Regions from separate parts of the Mus musculus genome. Here regions 2, 3 and 4 are each linked to region 1. The links are chromatin loops, found by intact Hi-C in ENCODE. Cell type or tissue: heart. All regions are shown on one strand. Region 1 overlaps Flot2 (flotillin 2). Region 2 overlaps Fam222b (family with sequence similarity 222, member B). Region 3 holds the start of Traf4 (TNF receptor associated factor 4). Region 4 holds the start of Nek8 (NIMA (never in mitosis gene a)-related expressed kinase 8).

Evidence for each region. Peaks named below come from ENCODE experiments on the same cell type or tissue, not always from the same donor. Only the 100,000 strongest peaks of a DNase experiment are listed, where the experiment ranks them.
Region 2: it touches region 1 in a loop (2.9-fold over the local background); 18 of 42 quality-filtered maps call a loop at or near these places.
Region 3: a loop joins it to region 1, with 2.8 times the contacts of the local background. A loop is called at or near these places in 21 of 42 quality-filtered maps.
Region 4: it touches region 1 in a loop (7-fold over the local background); 19 of 42 quality-filtered maps call a loop at or near these places.

Annotation. Positions count from the first base shown.
Region 1 is chr11:78,057,671-78,062,670 of GRCm38, forward strand. Flot2 (flotillin 2) reads left to right here. Exons shown (of 11, transcript NM_001040403.2): 7 at 32-151; 8 at 230-444; 9 at 837-1,020; 10 at 1,275-1,424; 11 at 1,525-2,764. The coding sequence ends at 1,563. Among named protein-coding and RNA genes, the nearest start is that of Mir144, 13 kb to the right of the region's middle. In heart, a CTCF peak has its summit at 2,861; a DNase peak (open chromatin) is centred at 2,911; H3K27ac peaks cover 758 bases.
Region 2 is chr11:78,148,862-78,153,861 of GRCm38, forward strand. It overlaps Fam222b (family with sequence similarity 222, member B), which reads left to right. Exons shown (of 3, transcript NM_145430.3): 3 at 4,836-5,000. It also overlaps the pseudogene Gm12571. Among named protein-coding and RNA genes, the nearest start is that of Traf4, 14 kb to the right of the region's middle. In heart, a CTCF peak has its summit at 2,508 (motif pointing left); DNase peaks (open chromatin) are centred at 3,630 and 4,170.
Region 3 is chr11:78,163,291-78,168,290 of GRCm38, forward strand. Traf4 (TNF receptor associated factor 4) reads right to left here and starts at 2,260. Exons shown (of 7, transcript NM_009423.4): 1 at 2,008-2,260. The coding sequence starts at 2,150. Nek8 (NIMA (never in mitosis gene a)-related expressed kinase 8) reads right to left here. Exons shown (of 15, transcript NM_080849.3): 11 at 4,802-4,952; 12 at 4,433-4,596; 13 at 4,173-4,331; 14 at 3,860-4,018; 15 at 2,816-3,487. The coding sequence ends at 3,459. In heart, a CTCF peak has its summit at 2,269; DNase peaks (open chromatin) are centred at 631, 1,321 and 2,311; H3K4me3 peaks cover 3,509 bases; H3K27ac peaks cover 3,105 bases.
Region 4 is chr11:78,175,768-78,180,767 of GRCm38, forward strand. It overlaps Nek8 (NIMA (never in mitosis gene a)-related expressed kinase 8), which reads right to left and starts at 899. Exons shown (of 15, transcript NM_080849.3): 1 at 793-899. The coding sequence starts at 839. It overlaps Tlcd1 (TLC domain containing 1), which reads left to right and starts at 2,891. Exons shown (of 4, transcript NM_026708.2): 1 at 2,891-3,289; 2 at 3,603-3,685; 3 at 3,773-3,855; 4 at 4,180-5,000. The coding sequence starts at 3,096. The coding sequence ends at 4,563. It overlaps Mir7653 (microRNA 7653), which reads left to right and starts at 3,060; the gene lies at 3,060-3,120. In heart, a CTCF peak has its summit at 169 (motif pointing right); DNase peaks (open chromatin) are centred at 674, 2,234, 2,844, 3,304 and 2 weaker places; H3K4me3 peaks cover 4,579 bases; H3K27ac peaks cover 3,792 bases.

The DNA of each region.
Region 1 (5,000 bases):
TTAATCCTCACTATACCCTTGCTATCCCCAGGAAGCTGAATGCAAGAAGGAGATGCTAGATGTGAAGTTCATGGCAGACACCAAGATCGCTGACTCTAAGAGAGCCTTTGAGCTTCAAAAGTCAGCCTTCAGCGAGGAAGTCAACATCAAGGTGAGAAGCCAGAGGTCCCCGGGCACAGGACTCGGGGTGTGCTGACTGCCCTCTCACATGCCAATCCTCCTGCTCCAGACAGCTGAGGCCCAGTTGGCCTATGAGCTGCAAGGGGCCCGCGAGCAACAGAAGATCCGGCAGGAAGAGATTGAGATTGAGGTCGTACAGCGCAAGAAGCAGATCGCCGTGGAGGCGCAGGAGATCCTCCGCACCGACAAGGAGCTCATCGCCACCGTGCGCCGCCCTGCAGAGGCTGAGGCCCACCGCATCCAGCAGATCGCTGAGGGCGAAAAGTGAGAGCCTGGGCCCAGGAGGCAGGCTGACCAGACCTCTGTCAGGAGAGCTCTCCACTGCCCCACTACAGCTTGGAAGCTATGCAATCCCTTTGTCCAAGTCTGATCCTTTCTACAAAGCAGATAAGCCCCCAGGCATGTTGTCTGGGAGGTTCAATAAGTTAAGAGTCCAGGGTTCCTTGGGATAGTGCTTAGCACAGGGGGCCTTGTGGTTAGACCCCTCCCACTTGGAGTTGGGAGCTAGTAGCTTGTGTTCCACAAGAGCTAGCAGGACAGAGCATCACCTTCAAATGGCTCCCATCCCTAACGGCCATCAGAACGGAGTTGGAGGGTATGCTGGGCGCTGGGCCCCAGCATCTCTTAACTGAACTGCGTGTCCTGGGCTCCCTCAGGGTGAAACAAGTCCTCTTGGCACAAGCAGAAGCTGAGAAGATTCGCAAAATTGGAGAGGCAGAGGCAGCAGTCATTGAGGCAATGGGCAAGGCCGAGGCTGAGCGGATGAAGCTTAAGGCTGAGGCCTACCAGAAGTATGGGGATGCAGCCAAGATGGCCTTGGTGCTGGAGGCCCTGCCCCAGGTGAGGTTCCTTCCCATCCAAGCTTGCACTCAGAGTTAGAATCTCCTTGCTTGACCAATGGCAAGTGCCAGGATCATCAGGAGGGTGTGAGGAAAACCCTCAGCAGGTAGGCAGGATCCCTCCTGCAGACCCAGGCTGTCTGCAGCCATCCCTTGCTGCCCGCATTGCTTTGGGTGTGTGGAACATGGAGTGGAGAAGTGGGATGGACAGGCAAGCAGAGTCTCACTAAACCCTCCAAACACCCCATCTCCTAGATTGCTGCCAAGATCTCCGCGCCCCTGACTAAAGTCGATGAGATTGTGGTTCTCAGTGGGGACAACAGCAAGGTGACATCAGAAGTAAACCGGCTGCTAGCAGAACTGCCAGCCTCTGTGCACGCCCTCACCGGTGTGGACCTTTCAAAGGTATGCACCTTCCTAGCGGTGCTGGGAATCCCTAGACAGCCCAGACTGGAGAGGCTGGTGGCTTCAGGGAAGTAGCCCTCACCATCTGTCATCCTTGCAGATACCCCTGATCAAGAACGCCACTGGTGCACAGGTGTGAGGCTCCTGCACACTCAGCCTCCAGCAGCTGCCTGCCCTTCCAGCGCCTGTTTTAACGTCACAGGGACAGCGAGAACATTTCTGACTCTGGTGCCTTATTTTGTAGGGACCAGAAGTGCTGCGTGTTCAGGCCATCTCTGGCTATCTTCCTTTCTCTCCTGTCTGCCTTCCTCTCTCCCATGCCCTCACATTAATGGCCACCTTCATCCAGCCTGTCTCCTCATCTGCCATATGTGCCTCTTCCTCTGGCTATCTGTTTCTCTCCCCTTTCTCCCCAACTTCACACACATCATCTACTTTAACTGAAGTTGAAGTTGTGTATGATAATCACTGTCTGTCTGTGAGGAGTGGCCTCGCTGCTCCTCAGAATCCTGGTGCCTTCAAGTTCTACATGTATCTGTCTGTCCTCCCTGGCCCTGGCAGAGCCCAGCATGGGTACAAGGGTCCTAGGTAGGACACCCACTCTCCTCTCTCCTGGTCTGAATCTCCGAGTGCTGAACGCTGTTGCGGGAAGCCCACAACCCACACGCTCTTGCCCTTTGAGGCCTGAGTGGCCATGGCCTATTGGCCCTAGAGTAATGCCCTTGACATGCCGAGGCCCAGGCCTGCTGTCATACCTGCCCCTGTCCCCTGCACCATCACGGAGGCACAGAAGCAAGGCCTCCTGTCTATAGCAGCTTCCTCAGCTTACTACTGCCTTAGGAGGCCCTGCTTGTGCTCAGGGACATCCCTTCCCTTGGCTTGTCCTTGATTGGTGGGTGGGTCTTAGTCTGATCCCATTAAGTGTTTCTGGGGTCAATGTCTAGCTCTGTTGGGGACAAGTAAGGTTTATAGGCCTTCTTCCTGCTAGTGCATGGAGCTCTCCCAGGAGGCCAGGGCTGTGCCAACCCTAAGAGAATCAAGTGCTGTAGACTGGCCAAACCTCATTCCCTCAATGCCATTTTCTTGGCCAGAATAATGGGGACATGGGAAGCAGCTAAATATTCTATACCTTTGCACCACTGGTGGCTGAAGAGGCCAATGCCCTGGTGTCCTAGTAGGGGTACAAGGGTGTCCCGTGGGCCCCGTCCCCACCCCTGGCCCTGCCCAGCCTGTGTAGCTGTTCTGCATGTGAATGCTGCATGTCTGGTCCGGGATTTGGATGTTGCACTACCCCACTGCCTGTCCCCCTCTGGTGAAAATAAAGATCTCTTATACCCACACCTTTCATCGTATATTCTGTGAGGAGAGAAAGTAAGGACCAAGAACCAGCCACATTAATCACTTTGGCATCCGGGTTGCTCTTTCCTTCCTTAGCCACTGGGAGGCATCAGCACACTGGCCTTGCCCTCAGTAGAGACTGACCTTGGCACTGAGGCAAGGGGGCGGAGGATGCAGAGTGGGTAACAGGTCCTCTGCCAGTCCTGAGTCTGCTCAGCAGTACAGCCCGATTCTCGGGCTTAAGAGCATGAACTCTGATAGGGATGCCTGTATTCTAAGTTAAATTTTAGTTTTGTTGTTGGTAAACAACTTAATCTTGAAGACCTCAGTAATGTATGAGGGGTTTGCTTTGAGACAGGGTCTCATGCAGCCCATGCTGGTCTCAAGTTTGCTATGTTATATATCTGGCCTTGAACTCCATTTTCCTCCTGCTTTCCTAATGCTGGGATTACAGACATACACCACCACATCCGGCAAGATTTCTTAATGGAAAAACAAGAGCAGGGCTAGGGAGATGATTGCGTGGGTAAGAGTAGTTGCTGCGCAAGCATGGGGACCTGAGTTCTCATCCCCAGCACCCACATAAAGACATAGTGTATCCACACACACCTGGAACCAGTGTAGACTAGGGCAGAGATAGGATTGCTGGAGATTGCGGACAGTCAGCCTAGCCAAAAAGAACTCTCGATAGAATAAGGCAGAGTAATAAAGGGTGCGTGCACCTGCACACACATCATGCATACACACACAGAGACATATCACAAACGTGCACATGGGGCTGAGGAGGTGGTTTGTGGTCAAAGTGCTTTCATAAAATCCTGACTGTCAGAGTTCCAATTCCAGGACCCTGCAGAAAGGTGAAGGAAGAGAACTGACTCCATTGTTCTGTCTGTCCACAGATACAACTGCATATGGGTCTGAGTTTAAAGCTGGCCTGGTTTACATAGCAAGTTCAGGCCAGCCAAGGCTATGCAATGAGATCCTGCCTAAAATACTAAAATGGGCTTGACAGCACAGATCTCCAATAGCACTCGAGAAGTAGAGGCAGGAGGATTGGGGGTTAAAGGTCATCACCAGCTACACAGCCAGCCTGAACTATGTGAAAACCAGTCTAAAAAGAGAGACAGTTGAGCCTGTGATCTCAGGACTCAAGGTAGAGCCAAGAAGACTTTTTTACAAGTTCAAAGCCAGACTCGGCTACAGAGTTAGACCCTGTCTAAAAACAAGAATGAAATAAATTGACATATTAGACCACCAAAGTAACTACAGTCGTCAAAAGAAACCCACAGGATGTGGGGTAGGAGGAATGGCTCAGTGGTTAAGAGCATTTGTTATTGCATGGAACTGGGTTAAATTTACCTACATGATGGCTTAAAAATAACTATAACACTAATACTAGAGAATCAGATGTCTTCCAACCTCCATGGGCGCCAGGCATGCATGTGCTACACAGACATTCATGTAAGCAAAACACTCATACATCTAAAAAAATTGTAAAAATGAGACAAATACACCCTAAAATTATTTTACCTGTACCTCACAGCCTGCATCCTATCGGCACTAGTGCAGGGGAACATATCTGAAATCAGAAGCCTGAAGAGACACAAGCAAGAGGACCAGTGCTAGTCAAAGGCCAGCCTGGGGTACAGAATGAGACCCTGTTAGAAAAAGGGGACTGGAGATGTAGTTCAGTTAATGAGGTGCTTGCCTGCCATGCACAGTGCCCTGGGCATTCATAAACCTCTAGCAGTTCACAAGCCTTTAGTAATGGTGCAGGCCTGTAATCCCAGCCACTTGGGAGGTAGACGCAGAAAGATCAGTAGCTCTGGGTAATTCTCGGCTCCATAGTTAAGTCCAGTCTGGAATAAATGAAAGGCCTGTCTCAAAATGAAAGCAAGGGAGGGGGAAGGGCTGAAGTTCAGTGACAGAGTGACTGCCTAGCATGCCAAGGCACTAGATTAAATTCCCAACCATTCTAACCCAGAAAAGGCGGGGGGCAGGGGGGGGGAGTGATCACTTACAAATTAGAAATAATAGCATGTTTTGGCTTTTTAAAAAACAAAACAAAACTAAACAGTTTTATATAACTCCTAAAACAAACAACAATCCTCCTTACCATCCAGGAAACTCTTTTTTTTTTTTTTTAATTATAAAGAAGGTAAATGATAACTCAGTAGACAAATGCACATAATAAATGTTTTTTCACTTAATAAATATATATCCTACATATAAAAAATA
Region 2 (5,000 bases), 91 kb after region 1:
GAGTTTCTCTGTGGAGACCAGGCTGGCCTTGAACTTAGGGAATCTCTTGCTTCTGCCTCCTAAGTGCTACATTTATTATTATTATTATTATTATTATTATTATTAATTATTATTATTTTACTATGCTGCAAAGCAACAGAAAAGAATTTCTTTTTTTGTGTGTGTGAAAAACTTAAGAGTCAATCTGTAATGCAATACCTCTATCTTATTCCAATGTCAATTAAACAAACAAACAAACTCCCACCAGCCACCATGAAAACAGGCCAACTAAGATGGTAAGAGAACCAAAACCACTTCATCTGTCCATCTCTGAAGAGCAGTGCCTCCTGGTGTCTCACATCCACCTCTTCTGTGTACTTATGTACAGCACATTGTTTCCACGGATGAACGCATCTCCGTACTTATTCTTCAGCTGTCCATTTACATACTCCTCTGTCTGTTCCAGGGCTATATTCATGTAGCCATCCAGGCAGGCCAAGACCCCTCGATAATCCACGCCAGAATTTAATTTCACCACAACTGGCCGTCCGATGATCTGCTTTAAGAAGTCGCTAGGGGGTTGCTTCCGCAGGCTCATGTTTAACAACCCTTGCAGCCAGTTCCAGAATGCTCACAGGCTGGGCCTCCGCGGACGCGCGTGCCCAAAAAGAATTTCAGGAATAGTTAGTATGAGGCAGTGTTAGAGGTTAATAAGGTAGGTTTTACGAACTAAGAGGATAGCTCATTTGCCACCAGGAAGACCTGGATTTGGCTCCCCAGTACCCAAGGAAAGCCAAGCTCCGCTGTGCTTACAAAAATCTGGGAGGCTTACTAGCTGGCTAGTCTTTTGGAGTTAACGAGCTACAAACTCTGTCTCAATTATGGTAGTAAGGATTGGATCTGTAGGGGAAGGCATGAATTTGATCAAAATAGTTATACAAAATTCTCAAAGTACTGATTTTTTTTTTTTTTTAAGAATGAGGGAGAATGAAATAGAGGAGTGATTGTTGAAGGTAGCTGGTGTCATTTGGCCTCCACAGGTAAACACACGGGAAACACACAGACACACACAAACACACGCACTCTCGAAGATGCACATGTACATACATGCATGCATGCACACACACAGGTTTCAGTTGATCCATTCATTTAGTGTCATAGCCAAGTGGCAATGGAACATGCCTTTATTCCAAGCACTCAAGGATAGGTGGATCTCTGTTTGAGGCCAACCTGGTCTATAGATTGAGTTTGGGCTACACAGAGAAACCCTGTCTCAGAAGAAAAAACGAAAAATAGAGTGTCACGTATCCCAGGCTAGCCTTTAGCTCTCTTTGAGGTTGAGGGTGACCTTAAATTTCTGATTCTTCTTGCTCCTATCTTCCAAGTTCTGGGATCATAGGTATACAAGATCATGCCCGGTTAATGCATTTTGGGGGATCCAAACCAGAACCTTACTAACCAAGTGTAGCCCTAGACCCATGAAGGCTTTAAATTAGATATAAATATGAACGTTAAGAGACCAGGAGAGAGACATACATGAGCCAGAAACACAGTGAGTGTGGGCTTGGTGGGAGCTGAGCACAGTGGCTTGCACCTGGGATTCTAACACTGACATGGCTGAGTCAGGAGGGTCTCTGCCATTTCAGGGACAGCCCTGTTGTCTGATGAAGTCTGGATTCCAAAAGCATAACGGGAGTGGGGCACTGCTGACCTGGCTGAGTAGGTAAGGTGCCTGCTATGCAAGCTTAGCTACCTGGGTTCAACTCCCAGACCCCACATAGAGGTGGCAGGAGAGAACCAGTTGCACAGAATTGTGCTCTGACATCCCTCCATATCATTCACATACAGTTATACACACAAGAGAAACAAGAATCAGTAATTAAAACAAGAGGGAGAAAAGTCTGTGTTAGTTGTTGGTATTTTTGTTTGCTTGCTTGCTTGCTTGCTTTTTTTTTGGTTTTTCGAGACAGGGTTTCTCTGTGTAGCTGTGTCTGTGTCTGTCCTGAAACTCATGCTGTAGACCAGGCTGGCCTCGAACTCAGAAATCCGCCTGCCTCTGCCTCTCAAGTGCTGGGATTAAAGGCCTGCACCACCACCTGTATTTAGTCCTGGAACTTTCTACAGAGCATGCCGGCCCAGAACTCCGCCTGCTCTGTAAGTTTTGATGAGGTAGAATAGAATGGTAGAAAATGTGCCTAGAAATGGGAAGGAAGGAAAGAGGCTGTCTACCCAGGAACCTGTTCTATCTGTCCTGACTCCACCAGTGAGGCAACATACATTTCCCTAGACACAGGTTTCACTCTCCCAGATGTAAAAAGTACTCAAAAATCTACCTTACATCTTCATTTACAAAATGAAATTCTTAAAAAACAAAACAAAACAAAAACCCCAACTTATGTATCTTAGTGGAGCTAGGGAGAAAGATCAGCAGTGAAGAGCAGTGGCTGCTCTGCCAGAGGACCTGGATTCAATTTCCAACACACTGGTGCCTCACAGTAGTCCATCCTCCAGTTCCAGGGAGTTCAGCGCCCTCTTCTGGCCTCCAGAGGCACTTACAGACATGGTAGCATAAAACATATTTTAATTTTTTTTAATGTATAAGACCAGTCCCTATGTAGTACTGGCTGGCAACTTTCTCTGTAGACCAGGCTGGCCTTGAACTTGAAGTGATCCACCTGCCTCTGCACCCTGAATGATAGGATTAAAAGCATGTACCACTACTGGCCAAAATGATATTAAAAGAATTTTTTACATTTAGACCTAAAACAAAAATTTTCAGTCTTTAAACCTTGTAATGAATTATACACTCTAAATAATGTGACTTAGGATGGTGTCTATGCCCGTTGTAAATATGCTTTGAGGGCTGGAGAGATGGCTCAGCAGTTAAGAACACCGACTGCTCTTCCAAAGGTCCTGAGTTCAAATCCCAGCAACCACATGGTGGCTCACAACCGTCTGTAATGAGATCTGATGCCCTCTTCTGGAATGTCTGAAGACAGCTACAGTATACTTACATATAATAAATAAATAAATAAATCTTTCTTTTTTTTTTTTAATAGATTTTTTTTTCAGGATACTCACTTTTCCTGAAATTCTCTTCCATGATGAAACCAGGAATCCTGGGTTTGCCTCAGTAAAGGTCTGTCTGAAGACAGGGACTTCTGCAGGCCACTGTTAGTGATGTCACAAGGCCCTGCCTCTTTCCCTGCTGCTGCTGACATTAACCAGAGCCAAAGAAATCATTTGGGTGGCTTTTAAAGTTGTGTCTTTTAGAGAGTTTTCTGGTAACAATTTCTTCTAAATGAGCTGGTTGATGTCAAGGTAAATTGGACAGTGTTTTAGGCTGATGAGATGGAAGCGTAGCCGGAGCCGGGTACATCCCCAGCTCTGGTCTGCTTTTTGAGCATGGGACCACATACTTGTTTCTCCTAGACTTGAACTTTGTCTTTTCCTGCTTCAGAGAACAGCAGTTTCCCCCCCAGTTCTTCTACCATGCTCCCCTGGGTCTGCTTCTGCTCCATTGATGCCCGGTGACATGGCTCTGAATGGAGGCTCCATTGGGCCAAGGCCAACCAGAGCTACCAGCTGGGCACTAACAGACTAGCCCTTGGTCTTTCCTGGCTTCTTTCTGCCAAGGGAGGAAGCAGGGAGGGAGTCAGCCAGCTGAGCCCAGGCTCTGTGCCAAGCCATTTTTCCTCTGCTTTGGGCAGTGCGTATACTTACTCATTCAGCAAGTGTTTATTAAGTTCTTTTTGTGTGTGCTCAGGGTAGACCCCCTTCTCTGAGAGAAGAAAACAGCAGAGCTCCCTTGTAGGAGGGAGCCTGGCATCCTTAAAGAGGTCTTGTTATGGAAAATGTTCCCTTTGGATTGGAAACCCAGCATCCGCTGGAGTCCCCTGATGGGAGGCACCCGGAGATGAGAACAAGGAGACTGTTAACATTAATGAAGCACACTGAGTGGGTATTCCTGCAGTCTCCAAAGGAAGGCAAATCTTTCCTTCTCCTTTTTGGAAAGTGACAGTTGCCATGGATGAAATACAGATGGTGTTTGCCACCCAGGACTTAGAGATGGCCTGTGTCGTCTTCTCAGTCCCTCCCTGCTGTCCTCCACATAGGCAAATAAATAAAGCCTTTTGATCTTCAGCCAGTCAGGCCCCCAGTAAACTGTAAACAGACGTGAACTTGTGAGTGGGAGAGTTGGCAGCTTCCTCCTTCTCTCCTGAGAAAGCATCTTATTCCCTGTGCCAGATGGGCCTGTACACCCATGGCCGAAGCACCCCAGCTGCCTCGCTAGCCACTGCAGACTGAATGTCTGCCTAGGGACTAAGAGTGTCCCCTTAACCAGTGTCAGGAATGACTGAGGAGGGCACTGGCAGGCGGCTCTGCTTAAAGCTTTAACCCTGCACCGTCCGGGCAGGTGGGAACTTGGAGCCTCATGCTGTACTCTTGGTGATGTCCATGAGAACCGGCTACACTCTAGATTTCCAAGCTAGAGACTTGGAAAGTTGTTTTTCCACCCTGATCCATAGAGACCTCTGAAACAGGCTCCCAGTGGTCCTGCCCCCTGCAGTAGTAGTGAGGGTTACTCCCAGGCCTGGCCTAGTGTGCGTCCCCAGTGAGTGTCAGCTGTGCTTGTGGTTGTGGGGACTGTGGTTTTATCTAGAGTGAATGCTGTAGATGACAGCCCCCTGCCCCATCTCTTCAGTAGGGCGTCTAGGAAGGCTGGTTGGCTTGGCATCCTGTCGTCATGGCTTCAGTAGGGCGTCTAGGAAGGCTGGTTGGCTTGGCACTGATGAGCCCTTCCTCTCTGCTCTCCTTCCCTCTCTTTCTCTCTCTCTCTCTTTCTCTCTCTCTAGGGGACACTACACAGAAAATGAGAACTGCTCACTATCCCACCCCAGCCGAATTGGACGCGTATGCTAAGAAGGTCGCAAACAACCCACTGACTATAAAAATCTTCCCCAACAGTGTGAAGGTTCCCCAGCGGAAACACGTTCGTCGTACTGTGAACGGCCTCGACA
Region 3 (5,000 bases), 110 kb after region 1:
ATGACTGCCATGGCCCAGGCAAGGCATGGGCTCACCCAGCAAGACTGAAAGCCCCCAGGCTCTGCATTCCTGGCAGATCTGAGTCAGGTAGGCCTCAAGGCGGAAGCAGAGACTACAGGGCGGCCCTGCTGTAACAGCACTGTCCAGAGCCTGGGCAGTCCATATCCCAGGTGCCCAGTCCATCAAAGCACCTCCTCTTGGTCCACACTACTGGCCATGTCCCTGATGCGAAGGACCCAAGTGAGGCACTAAAGAGCTATGCCTGCACCCAGGAGCAGCCTTCCTGGCTCAATCTGGGTAATAGCCAGCAGCAGCAGGAGTAAAAGAGGGGTGGGCCAAGGGGGAGGGGGGTCCACTTGGCTGCTTCTGGAATGTGCTGACCCGGTGGTTTTGAAGACAGCAAGGGGACTAAGGCAGGTCCCTAGGCTTCAGGCAGCAGCTAACTCTGCAGCTTGGGGCCCAGCCAGGACAAAAGGTTTGGCCAAGGCTATGGACAACCTAACTTGTAGGGTAGGGGTGATAGTGGGGAGGCAGAGCCTGCTCAATCACCTCTTTCCTCCAGAAGCCACTAAACACAACTGGATCGTGGGGGAGGGGAGAAGGCAGAGGCAGCTCCTGGCTGAGCAGTGGAGGCCCAAGCCCAGGGGAGAAGACAGGATGGGGGGAGGGGGTAGTGGGAGAGGAAGAGGGGATTTCCGGGAGGAGGAGGGGCAGAAGCAGCCTCGAGGGGACTGAGAAGGAGGTGAAGGAGGGAACAAGGCCTGACAGACCCCTCCTGGCTCCTTCCCCGAGGCAGTAAGGGTGGGTCAGCTGGAGGAGGGGGCTGGCTCAGCTGGCCTCATCTGGAAACCAGAGGGCCAGGAAGGGAGCCGGGAAGACAATGGGCCCGTGTGTGTCTGTAGAGGAGTTAAGTGTGTACATTTCAGGGAGGAGGGCCAGAGGGAGGAGGGAGAAAAGAAGGGAGGAGGGGGGACCACAGCAGCTTGAGCAGGAGCATATGTGAGAGCAGGAGCCCGCGGCTGCTAGGAACAAAAAACAAAGGGCCTGCTGAGATTTCCGCCAGCCAGGGGCTTCGGAAGACAGTGGGGACGAAGCACTGAGGCACAAGTCCCACATTGCTTTCCCTGCCAGTTCCCCTCGCGGGACCGCGGCAGACTCAGCCTGCCTTGTGCTCTAGAGCACGACCTCCACGGGCGTTGGGGCTCCCCGATCTCCCCTCCAACATGCAGCCTTCAGTGCCAGGAGCCTCAAGACCGCCCAGGGGTGCCCAGAAATGTGAGCGATGCCTGAGGCCGCAAGGCAGGACCTGGATCCTCAGTGGGCACAGGGCATTCAGTACCAACCCGGGTGGCCGATGTACCAACCATCCATTGTACTCAAGACCCCAAGGGAGGGTTCCCCACTTAAGAGGCGGGGAGGGCTGCAGGTCACAGTCCAACCTCTACTGCTTGGCCACACGCAGCCCGGGCTGGATTCCCAGCTAAAGACTTGAATCGTGTGACCCTGGGCAAATCGCAGCCCTTATTTTTTTGAATCTCTGAAATGGGAGAACAATAGCGGCCGCTCTCTCAACGTCAGAGAGGAAAAGAAGAGGTTGGACAGGTGAAAACTCCAGCGGCTTGAGTGCCGCGCGGGAGAGAGAGGCTTTGTCCTTCCCTTCCCTAAAGGATTCAAAGTTCAAGACTGTGGCCGCTCGGGCTCTCAGGTAGGGGGGAAGGGCCGGCTACGGGTCAGGAAGGGCGGCTTTCCCTCCGCCAGAGCGTGGGGAGGCAGTTTTTCCTACCTGGAGCTGGGCAGGTAGGACCCGAGACCCTACGCTTGGGTGCGTAAGGTCCTCCCCAGGGCCCTGACGTCACTGCCGCCCCTTGACATCATGGTGGGCGCTCCTGAGGTCACCGGGCGGCCTCGCAGACAAAGGCGCGACGTGTCTCCGGCCCGAGCCCGTCCCCCGTGCACCGCCCTCATCCCCCTGCACTGCCGGCGGAGGCCCACCGCCCCGGGTCGCACCTGAGAAACTCCTGCAGGCAGGTGTCGCAGAAGCGGTGGCCACAAGTAGACACCTGCACAGGCTCGCGCATGGGCTTCCCGCACAGTGGGCACAGCAGCCGCCGCTTGGGCTTCTCCAGGAACTTGTAGTCGAAGCCGGGCATGGCGGGCTGGCAGCGGGCACGGGCGAGCGGGGCCGGGCACGCGGCGGCCCCACAGCCCGCGCCTCGCTCGGGCCGCGTTTCCCGGCTGCGGGCGGCGCCGACTGGCGGCCGAGACCGGCCCGGGTCCGCAACCCCGCCCGCCGGAAGAGGGGGCGGAGCCGCGTCCCCATGGTCCTAGAGCCCGCCCTCGTGCCCCGCCCACTCCACAACCCCTCACTCCGAATGCTGTCGCACTCCGAACTCTGCCCTGGCTTTGAAAGTTAAATTAGGCTTCTCTTTCCCGCTGGAACTCCGAGTGTGGCCGAGAGTCTTCCAGAAGCGGGTCCCCTTGCGTTACGATGGTGCCTATCAGGTCGCACCACAAAGACTTGACACTTTAGAGGCCACCTTAAGGTCTCCTGCGCCACGCGCCGCTCAGGGACCCGGGGCCCTAGCTTCTAGGTGCTAGGCAGCGAAGCCTGGCAACAGGATCCCAGTAAACCAGGCTAGAGCAAGGAAACTGGGCTGGGCGCTGGGCCAGCGGAACCTCGGCCCCAGCCCTCAGGCCTCTGGCTGCGCCCACATTCCTCCTGGCCGCTGCCCTGCAACCACAGTCGGGCCCAACCCAGTCTTGGGGTGTCTAGCGGCCACTTCCACCCACCCAGTAAGAGATCATAAGCCAAGCAGGCATTTGATATTTTTATTAGTGATACTTTGAAACCTTTGAGAAATTGGTCGGGTTACCTTTCTCCCCAGTCTAGGTCTGGTGAATAGCCTGGGGAAAGGGCAACCTTTCAGCAGTATCTCCTCAGCAAACAAAAAAATAGCTCCAGCACCCCCTCCCTAAGAGGTGTGTGTGGGGAGGGGTGCCTTCGCAGGGGTTGTGCAAACCCTTGCCTCAGGGTAAGATAGAAAAGGGGGCTCCCTCCAACCTATCAGCTGCAAGCTATGCAGAGATTAGGCTAGCCTAATGACCAGTCCAAACAAGCCCTGGCTTGCCCTATTCCAAAGCATGGCATGAGTCTCCAAGAGGACACCGTCAGGGACTTACTTTCTAACTGGGCTGAGGGTGGTTGGAGAAAGGTGCGTTTTTTTTTTTTAGCAAAGGTTTTGAAGGCCGTCCTTCTGTTGACCCCTGCCAGACTGGAGCCTTGCAGATATTTACTAAGATAAAGAGCTTTGGAGACAGGGACTTGGGGGAACAGAGTAGACTTCACTGGCCTTTCTACCCCATTGACGACACAATCCAGGACGCTGACAACAGTCATTCCTCGGGCACCTGCATTTTTCAGAATACTCAAAGGTGGTCTCTTGGATCATCCTGTCGCCTCAGGGGGGAACTGGTTCATCTGTGACTGCTGAAGAGTATCAAAGAGAAGCTACTACTGCCTTTCTGGAGGCAACGCCTACAGCAAGCATCAGCCCTCTTTGATTTCATTGGGCCCTGGAGCCAGAACCCTCCTGCCAGGCCAGAAAGGGAAGTTTTCCTATCAACTGGCTCCAGGAAGTATTAGGAGCAAGAATTCACACAAGGTGTGGAGAGCCATAGAAGCAGCCTTTTCTCCCTGAGGGGGGAAATGGCGTCCCCTCCCCATTTCCCACATTTTTCTGGGGGCAGAAGATTGCTCTGGGTGGGTAATTTGGGTTATAACTATGGAAGATAGAGTGGGGAGTAGAGGGGAGTTGGGTTCACCCTAGTGATGTGGGTGAGATAGGAGAAGAAAACTCACATCGAACAGCCAGCAGAGTGTTCCCATGGCAGCAGGACACTGAAGTCACCATGTAAGGATGAGTCTCATCCAGCTGCACTGGCCTAGGCAGCCCCGCATCCTCATCCCTCCTTCCCAGTCGGCCTCGGGTTCCTTTGCCCCAAGAATACACTTCCCCCTCTGCCAAAATTGGAAAGAGTGGGGCATTAACTAAGCAATCAGCTGAACACTGGACAGCAAGAACAACTCCACAAGGAAGGTGGTGAGTATAACCCACCATATTCCTGCCGTGGTCCACCTGCATCCGGTCCACCCGCATCTTGCCCACCCTCACCTGCCCCAACGGCCACAGTGAAGGCATCCCCGCAGGCCACCATCACCATCTTGATGCCCTCCAGGCCTTGGACCCGACAGGGTGCCCTGCTGACCCTGCGGGAACTGGTGCCCAGCTGTCCATGTTGATTGCTGCCAAAAGTATAGCAGTCCCCAGAAGCTGTGGAGACAGAAGACAAGCAAGGAAAGGACAGTGGTGCAGAAGTCTGGACAAAGCCCGGCGAATCCCCTGCAGGCCTCCCATGCCTAGGTCCTACACACCAGTGATAGCAGCTGAATGAGCAGTGCCAAGGTCCACACACAGCAGGGGCTCCTGGTCCAGAGGTGCAGAGCCCAGTGGTGTGAAGCTCAGGGCCTCCTCCACTTGCTGGTAGGGAACAGGCTCCTCGTCCAGGGATAGGTGGTCCAAGCCTAGCTTGTTGAACCTAAGGATGGAGCCAGAAGTTTGTATCAGCCGCCTGCCTTTCTCCCACCGCAGGGAGTCTCTGCAGGGATTGCTAGGATCTATAGCTCCAAGAGACAAATCCTAAGGCTCTGAACCTTAGAACGAGGAGGAAGGCAATAAGGACTGAGATACTTTGCATCCAAGGAGGGCGGGGAGGCAGCCCTAGCACCTTGATGCCCCAGTACCTGTTACTTCCACAGGCCAGGACCCTGCCTGGAGAGGTGAGGATCATGGAAGAGTCAATACCACAGACAACTCTCTGAGCTTCCTGTCCTGGGGCCACAGGCACCTGCTGAGGGCAGTTATGGGACTCCCTGGTGCCTAGTCCCAGTCTACCTAAAAGAACAAAAGAAAACAAAACAAAATGGGATTAGTTTGAGCTTC
Region 4 (5,000 bases), 120 kb after region 1:
AGCCAGGGCTATACAGAGAAACCCTGTCTCGAAAAACCAAAAAAAAAAAAAAAAAAAAAAAAAAAAAAAACTGCTTTTCTTTTCTTTTTTAAAGATTTGTTATATCTAAGTACATTGTAGCTATTTTTAGACACACCAGAAGAGGGCGTCAGATCTCATTATACAGATGGTTGTGAGCCACCATGTGGTTGCTGAGATTTGAACTCAGGACCTTTTGGAGAGCAGTCTGTGCTCTTAACCATCTCTTCAGCTCTTGCTTGTCTTTTCTTTTGGAGACAATCTCTATGTAGTCCAGGTTGGCCTCGAATTCACAGCAATGCTCCTACATCTGCTCCCAAGTACTGAAATGACAAGCGTGTACCACCCCACCTGGTGCACGGTCTCTTACTGTTGATAACTGCTCAAACTTCATTAACTGTTTTAACAATATCTTGTTTGTTTGGATCAACTACCTATGGGCTATGTTCGTAAAGGGGAAGTACCTCGCCTGTTTTGGTCATAACTGTAAACTCCGGGCAGTCTGACCTGTGCAGTTTACGCTTATTATCAGTTGAAGCAAAGAATAACCAATCTACAGGGAAAAACTATCTTCCAAGGGCACAGGCTGGTCTGGAGGGCGTGGTTTGGCTGTGGGCGGGGCCTCCCGCCTAAACCTAAGGACCGGATGCCTGGGCGGGGCATCCCATAGTGGTGCTCTGGCTTCGGGGCGGAGCCAACAGGGCCACGATTTCTTGGTCAGAATTAGGGCCCTAATTTCTCCCTTAGCATTTCCTCCCCAGCGCCCTGGCTCACCCGAAGGCACCTCTTCCCACCACTCGGATCCGCTCGTACTTCTCCATCTCATTTCTCAGTTACGCTTCTGGAATCCCGGTGCGGCGCGTGCGCGGACCCTCCCATCTGGGAGCTCCTCCTCCTTGCTGTAAAACTTTTGCAGGGCGGAGCCGGCGAAACGGGGGCGTCTGTCGAGTCCGGCGTCTTTCTCTGACTTTGAACTCAACCTAGAGGCTAAGTCGTGTTTCCCCAACGAGGGATCAGAGAATAGTCGTTCTGGGTTTCTTGACGAGTCCCTCAGTGCTCAGAACCGTACCAGCCACATCGCACACGCGTGACTTGGGCATAGGTAGTTAGACTGGAGCGATAAGGCGCCCACTTATGTTGCCCGGCAAAAAAACAAGATTGTTCTTTCAGAGGTCTAATGCGAGTGGAATGCGAAGATCGATACAGTCCCCACTGTCCGGGACGAGTTGGCACTACCTCAGAAAGATAAAGGGATTCTCATGATTGGCACGTAAAGTATAAACCACCAAAACCGAGCCGGTCTGTGTGGGGAGAGGAGCGGCGTTATTTGGTGTTTGCCGAGGGAGGGACCGGGAAAACCCCAGTTGGACAAACTGATTCACCTGAAGAGTACATGACGTGGTCTCTTGGTTGTAACAACTACTGAGCACAGTGCTCTCGGTTTCTCAGAATCCGCACAAAACGCTGCCGTAGGGGGACTCGGAGCTTTACTCAAAACTTATAGCGTCGCGGTAGGGGGAAACCCAGAGAAGGTTCTATGCTTCTGTCCAGAAATAGTGGGCTGGTTGGTATCGCTGCTAGGGTTTCGACCAGGATGAATGAAATCCTGACTTCTTCATGACGCCTGCAGCTCTAAGGGAGTTATAAAATGTCAGTATTCAGGAGGTGGTCCTTAGCTAACAACGTTCCTATTTCTCAGTGGGCGAGAGAAGGGTTGTTTATTTTTTGTCCCTGCCCCGCCCCAAACTAGCCTACGTGGAGGGAACCTGTGGTCACTGGCTCAGGCCGGAGTTGGCTGGGGAAGCAAAGAGGGAGTGCTGGGGTAAAACGCTCACACAAAACATTACATCGTGCTATCACTTAGTAACCGAATGGGCCTTGAGTGACCCTGGGGACCTCTGGGAGTTAATGTGTAACCCTGGAACCATCAGGGAAGGCAGCAAATACCCAAAAGGCATAGGTGCCTGGGAGTCTGAGCTTGGGCTTTTGCCCCTCAACATCTTGAAACACCGTTCTCCTAGTCCCCACTTTTTGCCCTCGTTGTCCACTTCCACCTCCCAAAGGCACACTCCCTTCATTCAGCACCGCCTCTGGGTTGCTCCTTTTCTCCTGGTCTGCCGATCCCGCTCCGCAGAGCAACTGCCTTACTCTCTGGAGTGGAGGCGGGCTTGGATCCCGCATCACAGTGAGGACAGACTGACACCTAGTGGCCAGAAGCCGCATCTACTCCAGGCCGCTGCCCTGGAGAGAGGGTCACCCCAGCTGTCTGGGCAAATCGGCAGCCTTCCCCGCCCCAGCCTCCAAGGAGCCAGAAGAGGGTTGGGACTGTCTGAGGGAGGACTGTGACAACCGCTGTGTTCCAGGAGCCCAAGAACGATGGGGAGAAGTGTGGTGATGGTGGGTGACTCAACAGTTCCTAAGCACCACTCGTGCGGGGCGCGGGAGAAGCAGGTAAACACGTCGATCCCGGTCCAAGAGAGGAATCGAGTCTGGGCGGAGCCGTGGTCTGAGGCGGCGCTCCTGAGCCCCCGGGTTTAGCGTTCAGCAGCCCGGTCTGTGCGACGGTCCCGCCCAGCTCTGCCCTGAAAGAGTTGAGAGAGGAGCGTTCTCGCAGAACCTGCCCAGGGTGTAGGAGCTGGTGGCGGCAGAGAAAGTCGGGAAGTGGGCTAGTGGGGCCGTACGCACGAGGGCGGCCGAGGACGCCTTCGGATGTCGGGAGGCGCCAGACAGGGTGCCTCGGCAACGATGGCGAGGACAGCCCCTTCGCGCTCGAAGTCGGCCGATTCCGGGCGGGGCCCTGGGGGACACCGGCCTCGCGCCCTCCTCGCGGCAGAGGCGCCCGAGGGGCGGGGGCAGGCGGCGGGGCGGGGCGGGGGCGAGGGCGGCAGGGGCGGGCAGAGGCCTCACTGGGAACGCGGGGAGGAGCGAAGGGGCCTTGAGGGCTCCGCGAAACTGTGGGGCTGGCGGCCCGCGGCAGAAACGATCGTGGCGCGCTGGCCAGAGAAGGAACGGTGTTCCCAGAACTGTCGGAGGAGACGGCTTAAGGGGCGGACAGACAGACGGCAGGAAGGGTCAGCATGCCCCTACTGTTCCACCCCGCCTGGCCGCTGCTCCTGGGCGCCACGCTGACCTTCCGGGCACTCCGGCGCGTGCTCTGTCGCCTGCCCCAGCCTGCACACGTGCAAACCGACCCCCTGCGCACCTGGCGTTGGCACAACCTACTCGTCTCTTTCACCCACTCCATTGTATCAGGGATCTGGGCACTGCTGTGGTGAGTGAACAACCCGGGGTAAATGAGATGGCCGTGGGATCTTTCGCGGGGTGCTCGGACTGGGCTCCCTCTTGCTATTCCCATCACGGGTGAACAGACGCCAAGGATCTCACCTGATTCCGTTTGGAAAACTACCCAACCAAGAACGGCTGTGGGAAACCCAAGGTACCTGGGCTTTGGCCAAGTCCCTCCTTACTCTTCAACCAGCCAATAGTAGGCGCACAGAGCACCCTGGGACTGGCAAGACTGTTGGGGGAGGCGAGGGTCCTCCGGGAGGCTACAACCGCGAGAACATCCCTTTTCTCTATTCCAGCTTATGGCAAACCCCTGAAATGCTGGTGGAGATTGAAACAGCGTGGTCAGCTTCTGGCTATTTGCTTGTTTGCTTCTCTGCAGGTAGGTTATGCCCAAGAAGGTTAAGATTAGATTGGAAGATAATTTCAAAGTGTTCAGTCTTTTCCTCTTTCCCTACCTCTCCACTAGGATACTTTATCCACGACACAGTGGACATTGTGGTTAGCAAGCAAACTCGAGCTTCTTGGGAATACCTTGTTCATCATGTCATGGTAAGGGAGAACCCGGTGAAATGACACAGGCAAAATCTTCACAACCCCTGGAGCCAGGGAGGGAGGCCATCTTAACCCAGCAGCGTCTGACTTCTAAGTTGCCTAAGACTCTCTCAATGTTTAAACACCTTCTGGGGACAGCAGAGTGCCTAGGCCTATCTACTATCTAGGTAAACAGACCAGGATGTCATACAGAGTTAGACCCTCGTGGACAAAGTCTAACGCTAGTGAATAAAGAAACCTTAGCAGTAAAGTTGGTGTTCCTCAGCTTCCGACTGATATGACCTGTTTTCATGGGCCCTTGTTCTGTCACTTGTCCCCTAGGCTATGGGCGCCTTCTTCTCTGGTATCTTTTGGAAAAGATTTGTTGGTGGTGGCGTCTTAACACTACTGGTAGAGGTCAGCAACATCTTCCTCACCTTAAGGATGATGATGAAGATAAACAATGCTCAGGATCTCCTCCTCTACAAGGTCAACAAGTATATCAACTTGGTCATGTACTTCCTCTTCCGATTGGCCCCTCAGGCCTACCTCACCAAGTTCTTCCTACAGTATGCTGGCCAGAGGACCCTGGGCACATTCTTGTTGGCCATCCTGCTCATGCTGGACTTGATGATAATCATCTACTTTTCTCGCCTCCTCCGCTCTGATTTCTGCCCTGAACGTGCACCCAGGCGCCAACAAAAAGACAAATTCTTGACTGAGTGAGAAAGTAGAACCCAGGACTTGTAAAAGGGATGGCAAGCACAGCCAATTGCTCTGTAACATAAACTAGTACTCTGCCCCAAGCTTGGGTGTATTCTGGGGCCAGCCTTTCCACCTTAAGCTTACACCCACACTATTGAAAACACTAATGAAAGCTCTCTGAAGTCCTGTTCTTGGGCAAGGGTTGAGGGAAGCAGACCAACCGGTTGGGCATGGCTAAATGGGTGAGGACAAGACACTGTCCAAAAGCCTGCCAACCCATACTGCCCTGAAATGGATGCTGACAATTCTAAAATAACCCCTCTGCTCTTCCAAACCCTGGTATTGGTTTCACACCAGCCTGTAGCAGGGAAGGAATTCTTGTAAAGCTTGTCCTTTGAGCCTGTGATGGAGCAGTGTCCCAGGAGAACCAACACCTGTCTATAATAAATGACCCTGGT